2 separate regions of the Mus musculus genome follow, and region 1 is linked to region 2. A link is a loop called in an ENCODE intact Hi-C map of the cell type or tissue named here. Cell type or tissue: gastrocnemius. All regions are shown on one strand. Each heading gives the region's core, and the rest is flanking DNA. Links, peaks and the distances in the headings are about the cores only.

Region 1 (5,382 bases), core at 99-5,098, 60 kb before region 2:
GAATTTATGATGCAGTAAAAAACTAGAAGAAAGGTTAAGACATAGACTAAGAACAAAATTTTGGACACAACAGCAGTTGTCCATAAGGCACGGATTTGAAAGGCCTTCTGTTTTCACTGGAAATCATTGAAGTCATGGAATGGCAAGAATGTGGGCTAGTTTGAATTCTTAAACACTACTGAAACTTAAGCTAGTGCCACTTCTCAAATCTTTTCAGCAGTGTCTGCTAAACCTTAGCATACTAAAGAATCAGATATCTGTTATTACCAAATGATATATACCAGAGTATTCATAGTAGCCCAAGCCTAGAAACCACCCAAACTATGTTAATAGTAGAAAGAGAAAACGGTATAACCACAGGATATTAGTAACAGTCAGTTAATGAATTTCAATCCATTTGAACATTAAATCAGTATGGATTTCATGCTGAATACCAGGCATAGCAGGCAGACAGGAACACAGAGCCAGGCATGAGTCATTCTTAGAGTCAGGCCTGTCAGTGTCTCAGGGGAGGCTGGAGGCTGAGAAGGTGGCAGAGAGGGTGTGCTGAGAACACTAGTTCTTGATTTCTATTACTTGATCTGGATGCTGAAGTAGAACTATAGATTCTTGAAGCTTTTTTTCTGACTAGTCATTGGGGCTTATGATTTATATACTCTGATGTATATTTTATTTCAATGCAAGGTTAGTGGAAAACTGACTGGTGACATTGGCCTGGTAGGTCTTTTGTTTCTGATTACATGATAAAGTATTTTGCTGGAGGTCAGCTTCAGTTAGGGGGAGAGGTATTTCTGGATGACTATATTTGACATATCTTCATATTTAGTATAGCTTTTCAAGTTATTCACATCACACCCCTAGCATGGTATCATCCAGTGTGTGTGTGTGTGTGTGTATGCATGTGTATGCATGTATGAATGCATCGCATGTGTGCATGCAGAGACCAGAAGAGGATATGAGGAATTTTCCTCTGCCATTCTGTGCCTCATTTCTTGAGAACAGGGTTTCTCACTGAACCTTGGGCTTGTTGTCGGCTAGGCTGGCTAGCCAGTGAGCCTGGGGGATCTGCTTGCCTCTTCTCTAATGTTGGGGTTACAGCACTGTGGTCATTCCTGGCTTTCCAGGAACTGAGAATTTAAACTTTGGTAGGTCCTTGTGTTTTTAGAGCAAACCCTCTTCCCAGCTCTCCGATGGACCTGTCCGCATTGAGAAGAACTCACTCGCTGTCTTTGTTGTTCCTTGTGCTGGCATTGCGTTCCAGCTGAGGAATTTAGTTTTCCCATTCTGAAGTGAACCAGGCATGTCCAGCTGTGACCTGAGGGGCACATGTATCCCCGGATAGCTATGAATGCAGCCCCATTAGATGACAGTGTCTTGTAGCAATGCCAAAAGGTTAAGCAGTCAGATACTAGTGACGGGTTGTGACCATGCAGGAAGTGCAGTACTTTCTGTCTTTTTAGATAGGCATGCTGACTCCTTAGATGAACTAAGGTCCATCTGAATGTCTGGCAAAGTAATGACATAGGATGTGGGGGATCACTTGTCATGGCTTACTTCTTAACTGATGATCAAACATAGATTGTCTGTTTATAACCAATAATGTGTAGATAAGCCTGCCTTTGTACAGAAAGTATGGCTATAATGTGATACATTTTTATTCACATTCAAAGTTAGACAAAAGAACAAATGAATATATAGTAGGTAAACATTTTGTGTACTTATGGGGTATCATGTGATATTTCAACGCATATATATTCTGTAGTGTGTAAATTGGGTTAAACATATCCATCTTCTCAAACATTTATCGTTTCTTTAGTGGTGTAAAACATAAAACCTTATTCCAGCTATTGAAACAACACAATCTGTCACTACTATGTATACTCCTCCTTCTTTGGAATGGTACCACAGACGTCCCCTTCTGTTAACTGTGACTTGGTACCACGGATCAGCCTTCTCTTTCCTCCCTGATGTTCTTCTCAGCTCTCAGTAGTCCCATCCTACTCTCAGCATTGTGAAGATCAGCTTGTCTAAATCCCACCTGTGAGGGAGAGCACACAGCACTTGTCTTTCTAAGCCTGGCTTGTTTCTCTTCACATAATCTTTAGTTCGGTGCAGTTGCAGGTGTAGAATTTCATCCTTTAAAAGTAGCTGCACAGTGTTTGTATACCACATTATACAGTGTCACATATTGGGGAAAAGTTACTGAGAATATAGTACACATGGGTTGTAAACTTTGCTCTGCTTCAGTCACTACTGATTTGTTTCATGAGTTCCTGGAAATTCTTACCACCTGTGAGAGAGTGATTGCTTTCCCTTGTGCTCTTTGAGAGTTTTACTCGAGTCTTCATTGTTGCTTCCCTTTCAGAGCCAGGGCCATCATGTCTTGGCAGTATGCTCATGCCTGCCCAGGAGACCGCCTGGGAGGAGCTTATCCGCACTGGCCAGATGACACCGTTTGGTACCCCAGCCCCTCAGAAACAGGAGAAAAAGCCCAGAAAAATAATGCTGAATGAAGCATCAGGCTTTGAAAAATATTTGGCAGAGCAAGCACAACTTTCGTTTGAAAGGAAGAAACAAGCTGCTACTAAAAGAACAGCTAAAAAAGCTATAGTCATATCCGAGTCAAGCCGAGCAGCAATTGAAACCAAGGCAGACCAGAGAAGCCAAGTGCTCTCTCAGACAGACAAGCGCCTGAAGAAGCACAGCAGGAAACTCCAGAGGAGGGCGCTGCAGTTCCAGGGCAAAGTGGGATTGCCGAGCGGGAAGAAACCTTTGGAGCCTGAGGTGAGGCCAGAGGCCGAGGGAGACACTGAGGGTGAGGAGTCTGGGTCCTCTCCCACCGATGGGGAGGAGGAGGAAGAACAAGAGGAGGAGGAAGGGGTAGCCAGCCTGTCTTCTGATGACGTTAGCTATGAGCTGAAGCCTCTTCGGAAGAGGCAGAAATACCAGAAGAAAGTCCCAGTTCAGGAGATCGACGATGACTTCTTTCCAAGTTCTGAGGAGGAAGATGAAGCTATGGAAGGAAGAGGAGGAGGCCGAAAGGTAGCCAGGCGCCAAGACGATGGAGATGAGGATTATTATAAGCAGCGGTTAAGGTTAGTGTGTACGGGGGGTAGGGGGTGGGGGGTGAGAGGTGGGGGCTCTGCTGCTTACGGGAGGCCACCCTAAAGATCTTAGCATTTTAGATCCCTAGGTCCCCTAGCTGTGAGACGCTGGACTTGCTGCCTTAGCCCACAAGAACCTGGACATGGAGTCCTTAGTGGAGCTGGCCCCAAAGGTTTCAGTCTTTATTCTAATTGAGAGGCAAGTCTGGACTGAGGAGCTAGGGGAAGGCTGGGCCAGAGCTGAGAGGGCTGACACTAGCTGCGTGTCTGGTACTCAGAGTTGTCGCCCTGCAGCAAGCGTCAGGAAGGGAAGTGTCTTCCACATTGGGTTTTTTCCTTGTGAGGTAGGATATTCACTTTAGAGAAATTTCCTTTAGAAAAAAGCTGAAACGCGTGTTTTAGCATATGAGAGAAGATGTTCTTTGCCAAATACCTCCTCCCTTGACTTTGAGAAAATAGTTGTCTACAGAATTACAGGCTGCTGTAATGCCGAGGGTACACTGTGCGCACAGCACACATCTCCTTGCCGCCCGCCATCTGCTAGTGCTGAGGCTGGGTTGGCTTTTACCATTAGGACTTTGTCAGCACTTGGTATGAGCTGAGGGGGAGATGAGCGTCTGTGGGGTTACAGTCAGCATCGCCGGGTGGGTTCTCTGAGATAGGAGAGCACTCCACATACCACAGGCACAGGGTTTCTACAGAGGTCAGAGGAGAAAAAGAACCAGGGCACCAGAGAAATATTACTATTGGGATGGCTTTGGCTAGTCCTCAACAGTGCTTTTATTTCTCGGTGAGGGGAAAGCTAGTTGATAGTGTTTCTAGAAGAGTTCCATGTGCCTTCCTGGGAAAGCTTGCCTATTGATTTTGTTTAGTTCAGAGCTGCTGTAACCCTAGTCCAAGCTCCAAGTACATTGCATAACTTATTCAGAGTTTCTTAAAGGTAACTCAAGGCCTAGTGCCACTGCCATTGTAGTAGCTCCTGTGGTAGTGCATAGAGAGGGAGGGGCCTATGCTGCTCATTTACCATCACGGCAAAGGTCAGTGTGCACACCTATAACTATACTGTTTGAGGAATACTGCTCAATACTCTTAAACAGTGAATACTGTCAGTCTTTACTGTAGGAAATTAATAAAAAAGTTAATCATAGCATATTGATTATAAATGGAGCAATATATAGTCTTCTCATTAAACTGAGTCAATATTAAATGTATTTTAAACATACCAATTTATTTTGATTGAATTTTAAATATGGGTACAGTTTAATTTCATGGCAATAAGTTTTTTTAATAATGTTAAGATTGTAAAACAATTTATTATTTCCAAAGCCATACCATAATCCATTTTTTGCTAAAGTTACAGTAAAATCTCAAATGAATTTCAGAAATACCAATAATTCTTAATTGCCACCAAAATATGATAGCTCTTAAAATTTTATAGCTAGTTATTAAGGCTGTTAAGCGGCAGATATACACATTGAAATGTTTATATTACATCTCCTTTGGTGCTCTTTCGATGGGGGGATGTTAAAAGAAAATAAAATGCTAAGGATTGAGAAACATTAATGTTTGAAATTTGTCATTCATGGAATTCTGTTATGTATGCTGTTGTTTGTAGACAGATGGCGTTGTAGTAGGAGTTCTTGGACTGAACAAGAACTTCAGGGTTGCTGACCACAGGATGACTTGAATCATCAGAATAAACCCAAAGTTTCCAGTGTAGGAAATATTGTTTTTAATTGTCTAAGGTTCTGGCTTACCTGCTCTAGAACTGGACAGCCATAGTTGAAACCCTCCCCATTCTGATTAGGCTCAAGCTCTCAGCTCAGTCTTGGATGTTCCCTTCCTGTGCATCTCTTATCCGATCCTCAGGCGGGACCTGGGATCCGCTATAGGTCAAATCTCTGAGTAGTCTTGAGCAGGAGCTATGCTTAGAAGCTGATGTTTGTGGGCTCTTGCTCTTGCTGGAGGGACACAGGTATCCTCTAGGACTGGCTTTTTTAACATGATGCTCATGCTCCAGACATCTCCAAGCTAAATAGACTTTCTGGCACTGATAATATGCCCCGTGCTTTGAATTATCTGTGTCCTGGCAAGACACAGATCCGATTGCCTAGTTAAGGCTGGATGCTAGGACAGAAAAGTAATCCTTTCCCAGCATGCTGGTCAAGCCAGCTGTACCTGTGCCTGGCGCTTGCTACCTGGGTGGTGGGTGCTCTTTCTGGTAAGGCGTCGGCGTCGGTAGCTGCTTGTTAGTGGGCATGAACAGATGTAGAACCTC
Region 2 (5,382 bases), core at 241-5,240:
TTGGGCTAGATCCTCCCAAATCAGTGATTACTCACTACATGTTCACTAGCTGGTCTCATGGAGGCAAGCCCTCTTGTAAGGTTCTTCTTCCCAGGTACCTCTAGTCTGTACCGAATTGACTAAGACTAACCAGCACAGTTGCTATTGTACAAAGATGGGGAAACCGAGGCACAGGTCACACAGTGAGACACGGCTCCTTAATGCTACAATAATTGTGTCCAGCAATGCTGACCCCTGGGCTTCCATTTTGGAGAATGGCATATTGGGCAGCACAGGAAGGTCTTCTGCACCACTGATGCATAAATACATTAGGGTCTTGTTTCCATCACAAATGTGCACAGGCTTGGGTCTGCTAAAGCCAGGAGCCATGACTCGCTGTTCAGTTTGCCTAAAGAACTGGCTGCCTTGAAAGGCTTTTCATTTGCCTCTTTCTACCTGATTTATTTAATTAACATGTGATAATTATCATAGCTATGGGGTGCAGTTGTGGCTACTTGGTACATAGCGTATGCAGATCAATTTAGAGTATTTAATGGTTCCCCTTTACTTGGGAAGCTGTGAGCTCGTCCTTTCTACCTGTTTTGTAAACTTCCTCATGAATTATGAGCTGATGTCACATCACAGTGTTACCCACCGCGCACTGAACCGTGTTTCTCTTACACAGCTATATTCTGGTGCCGGTTACCAGCCTCCGCCTATCCCTCTCACCCCTCCAGCCTCAGGTAACTGCTACTATTCTGCTCTCTGCCTCGGTGACATCAGACGTGTGACATTCGCGGGTGGATGAGCACATCAGCTCTTGATTTTCGGTACCCGGCTTATTTCACTAAACAAAACCTGCCAGTTCTGTCTGCCTGTGCAGCCACCAACACTAGGCTTTCCCGCTTTCTCATACTCCTCTTCTGCATGCACAACTTTAAAAGAAAATTTAATGGAGGTCCAACCGCTCCTAGAGGGCACTTTTCTCTTACGTCACTAGGACCAGCACTGTCCCTCCATTATTCTGTGGCTTACCTGCCTCACCTACCGTCTGTGAGGCCTGCAGGTTCCTAGGCTCCCAGCCACCAGTGTACCCTGAGAGAGGTATTTTTATTCCATAGTAAACACCCAACCACACAAAGAGGACAGCCTTATTAGCTCCTACATAGGCTCCTATCGCCCACTGCAGAGGTGCCCTGGCAGATACTTGGGCATATCTGCCAGGATGTGATGACAGCTTATAGATTCAATAGCTAGAAACATGTGTAATAGCCCCTTGACTGTTATTAGGAGTCAGGTAGGTCCCCTGGTTGGCTAAGCCTCCTCCAAGTTTTCATGAGCCAGAAAATCCACACAGGGAGGTTGACTCTTCTTCTGGAACTTGGGATCTCTAGGATCAGCAGTGAGTGACATTTCAGAGTCCAGTGTCACCTGTGCCCTACACTTCTCCAGGGTCTATCCACTTTTTATGCAGCTGGTACAGCCCCCTCCCCAAATCTCACTACATGGCAGATGCCAAAAGGGGTTCCCACCTCCAATGTGCCCCTCATTAAACAACAGGCTGCTAACAGTGGGTAAAGTCTCAAAAGAGGCTGTGAGCGAAGGCAAGCCGACATGCTGGGTGATTGCAGGGCCAGCCTGTGTGGTTTATTTGTATGCATTGATCCCTTAGGACCTGTTGGGTTTCTGGATGTCCGCAAATGTCAGAAATCCACAGATGTTCAAGTCCTTTACATACAACAGAGTAATGAATACCCAACCAAAAAATAGGGTGATGTTCTGCAAAAGAAGCCAAAGAGGGAGGGGCAGTATATGATAGACTACACAGGTAACTTTCTGATTTTACTGTCAAAGTGGTCTACAGCCCCTGTGAATATGGCCAACAGCTCCGGGCACCTGGCCCTTGGGAAACTTCCATTGTCCCTGGGCTCCCGGTGACTCTCCAGAAGGGCAGCCATCCGGCCAGGGTGGCAGGCTCAGCGCCAAAGGCAAAAGAATGAATAAATGATGTGATTTCTGGGCAGAGCCAGCCAGAATTACAGTTAATGAAACCTGAATCTTGAGGCTTGAATCACCAGGGACCCTGCCTGGTCCCTCCCCATTGGCCGTGGCCCTGGAGGTGTCTGTGAGCATCTTTTTGTCTATTTTCATTATAGCTCATTGAGCACAGAAAATGAAACTACAACTATATTTGGTCTGTTTATTCTAGGCATTGTAAGGAAATGAGGTTGAAGACAGGACTCAAGGTTGGCGGGGTCACCAGGAATGTGCCTGTGTACTGCGAAGGCATGCTGGGTTCTCCTGATATTTCAAAAAGCCACACTCAAATGCAGATGGCACTGTAGGTTTTGGCAACATCTAGGGGTTGGGAGAAATGAGGCTTGCTAGCTCAGTGGCACACAAGATTTCTGCATACAGAATCGGTAAGTTCTGGGGCGTTATGAACAGCCTGATGACTGTAGGTTAAACATTGTGTCACATGCTTGCAATTTAAGAACTGCCTGTACCATAAGCATGCTAACCATTTTTACAAAAAAAGAGTGTGTTGCAGCTGGCACGCCACTAAAGAGAAGAACCCTCAGTTTGAACCCACGACATGTGTGAAAGAATCCCCAAGGAGGAAATCAAATCAGGAAAACAGCCATGGCAGGGCGGAAGGCAAGGGTCCAGGAGATCATTTGGAGCTCAGGCAGGGTCAATGCCAGAGTTTTGAAGGCCGGTCATGGGTAATCTTTGGATAGAATAGTGGCAGGGTGGGAAGGCCACAGTAGGGCTGTTCGGCTGGGTGGGAATGGGAACAGGGAAGGTCTTTACTCCGATTGCCCCAGGAGACACAGTGTGAGGTCGTGTTCCGTGCTCTCCGCTCCTTCCCCCCTCGAACAAGGAGAGAAGACTTGATTTCATTAACTTGTGCAAGTGTGATACTCTTTCAGACCCCGGAACCCTTGTGAAGTGAGGGGACAAGACACACATATGTGCCAAGACACATAGACAGAAAAGAAGAAGTAGTGTCTAGGTCTTTTAGGGAGAGGAATCAACTCTATACACCTGCCCAGTTGTCTGTCCTTCCGTCCATCCATCCATCCATCCATCCATCCATCCATCCACTCACTCATCCACCCACCCTCCCTCCAATCATCAGACATTAGCAGGTTTTCTGACCTTTACTCTGTGCCAGGGCCCACACAGGAGGCAGGAATACCTCCATAAACACAACTCCTGCCTTGTTCTGATGTGGCTGCTGCACTAAGAAAAAGACATTGCTCCTGTTTGCAGTTTGGTGCCATCTAGTGGCAGCTGGTGGTATCGGATGAAACAGATGGGTGTTGATTCTGGGCTGGGTGACTCCTTCACTTCTGACTGCAGTGTTTCTCTTGGTTGATTCGCGCCTTTCTCTAGGTCTCCTCTGGTCACATGGGGTGGGGAAAATGACGGGGATGCAGAAATCGCTGTCTGCCTTAGCTCTTGTGCTTTCCTGATAGGGCTGCCTAGATTACTGCCCCCGCCCCCACTCTTTTTGGCAATAGCTGTGTTCTGAATTAACATTTTGTGAAGTTTACAGAACTGCCTAGTTACCCAAGAACTCTGGCCGCCTGAGGGAGCCTTCTTTAGGACGGTAGGCAGAGAGCCCCATCTGCTGGTAACAGCCCCTTGGACCTAGGGAAGTCAGGGAGGGCTCAGAGGCCCACTGTGTACTCTGTGCTGTTTGACTCTGATGGAGAAGTGGCCTAGGCAGGCTCCAATCTCCTTTGACATTCGACCTTGGGAATGTCTTTGACCCCATGCTTGTCTCCGGAGCCTTCAACCTCCCCTGAGAGGTCTTTGGCTTTGCACTGCTGATTGACTGGTCCTCCCCAGTCAGCTTTTGGTTGTCGGGGGTGGGGTGAGGTTGGAGGTGGGGTTCGGCAGCTTCCATCTGGACCCCTGGCCTCTGTTAATCTGTCTGCCTATCTGTATTTGGGCACATGCAAGCCAGGGCATAGTTTCCAAGATTCTCTACCAATACGGTGTGTGGTCATCGGTGTGGCTGACGGGATGAAAACAGAGATGATGACTCCAGGGCCTGGAAAGTGTGTTCTTTAAGGATGGTTCTGCCCTTTGGAGCCTCTTCCCCATCTCGCTAGGAGTTAGAATGTACACTGGGGTGAACTCTTAGACAGCATGGATCTGACATTCTCACGGGCAGAGCAGAGGTGACCTTGACATGTACTTCAGAGGGTCAAAAACGGCTGCTTCAGCCACAGCCACTATTATGGCCTCTGTTACATGCAGGTGGATATATATCCTACCTACACAAACATTTTCAGACAGCAGAGAGCGATCGGCACTGTGTGTGGGGTGAGTTCCTGCACAGGGGTAGCGAGTGATAGAGCTTGGTGTACTGTGCAGTTGTTCCATGTTGTAGATGTGACCCTAGTGCAGTATAAGACAGAGCCAGTCCCGACTCCAGCCAAACCACAGGGCATCTTCTCTGCTGAACAGAAGAGGTAGCTTCCCTTCCTTCCACCGACTCTCCAGTGCCCCTGTCCCCTTCTCAGCAATCTCCCTACTCAAAGAACAAAGGCGGGAGGACCAAGGTAGGTGCTCCCGGAGGACCGAGGCAGGTGCTCCCGGCGAGGCGATGGCTGAGAGAAGAGGACATGAATCACTCAGATACAGCTGGGTGTAGCACAGGCACTACCAGGTGGCGGTCGCGTTAAGTGACTGGGGAGTAAGAAATGCTGGAAGAGAGCTGACAGAAAGTGGGAGGGGAGGGCGGGAGGAGAGAGAATGGCGGGAAATGAGGAGAGGAGAGGCTTTACTTCATGTGGAAGGGCTATCTGCGTCGTGTGCCTTTGCCCTCTTTGGGAACAGGAGGTACTAACTAGCCCCTGCCACTATGGGAGATCATTTCCCATTTCCTAGAGTACTTCCTCTTCCTGGATGGGAGTCACTTCTCACTTTCACACAAGTCATTCTCAGAAAGTTAAGATGAGCCCGGAGCTGGGAAGCAGCCGTGGGGACCTTGACCATGAGGTGCCAGAGTCATCTTCCCACTGCAGGCTGTGGGTGGGGAAGGAGCACCTGAGATGGCTTATGGGGTGGACTGAACTGCGCAGGGTGTCCCTTTGTTTGTGAACTCAGTGTCCTTTAGGCCGCCCAAGGCATCACTTTGTGACTATCCCAAAGTCCCCAGGAACTATTAGCAGCAAGTGCAGGAAAGAGAAGATTGGTTGAAGGTCTGTCTTCATTACATGGGCGTATTAAAGTCTCAACTTAGCCCAGGGAGAGAGGGGAGGGCACGGGGCAGGACTGCAGGGAGGCACGGCAGCCACAGGCTTTGTGTTTCCATTCTCTGAGACTAGAGGCCAACCTACTTCCAAAGAATTACGTGGAGACCGACACAGGAATACACCTGACATT

Evidence for each region. Peaks named below come from ENCODE experiments on the same cell type or tissue, not always from the same donor. Only the 100,000 strongest peaks of a DNase experiment are listed, where the experiment ranks them.
Region 1: a loop joins it to region 2, with 4 times the contacts of the local background. A loop is called at or near these places in 23 of 42 quality-filtered maps.

The regions. Positions count from the first base shown.
Region 1 is chr14:32,523,784-32,529,165 of GRCm38, forward strand. Ercc6 (excision repair cross-complementing rodent repair deficiency, complementation group 6) reads left to right here. Exons shown (of 21, transcript NM_001081221.2): 5 at 2,366-3,095. Among named protein-coding and RNA genes, the nearest start is that of Ercc6, 13 kb to the left of the region's middle. In gastrocnemius, for the core only: a CTCF peak has its summit at 2,751 (motif pointing right); DNase peaks (open chromatin) are centred at 2,416 and 2,719; H3K27ac peaks cover 215 bases.
Region 2 is chr14:32,583,933-32,589,314 of GRCm38, forward strand. No RefSeq gene overlaps it. Among named protein-coding and RNA genes, the nearest start is that of Prrxl1, 13 kb to the right of the region's middle. In gastrocnemius, for the core only: a CTCF peak has its summit at 3,271 (motif pointing left); DNase peaks (open chromatin) are centred at 1,927 and 3,270.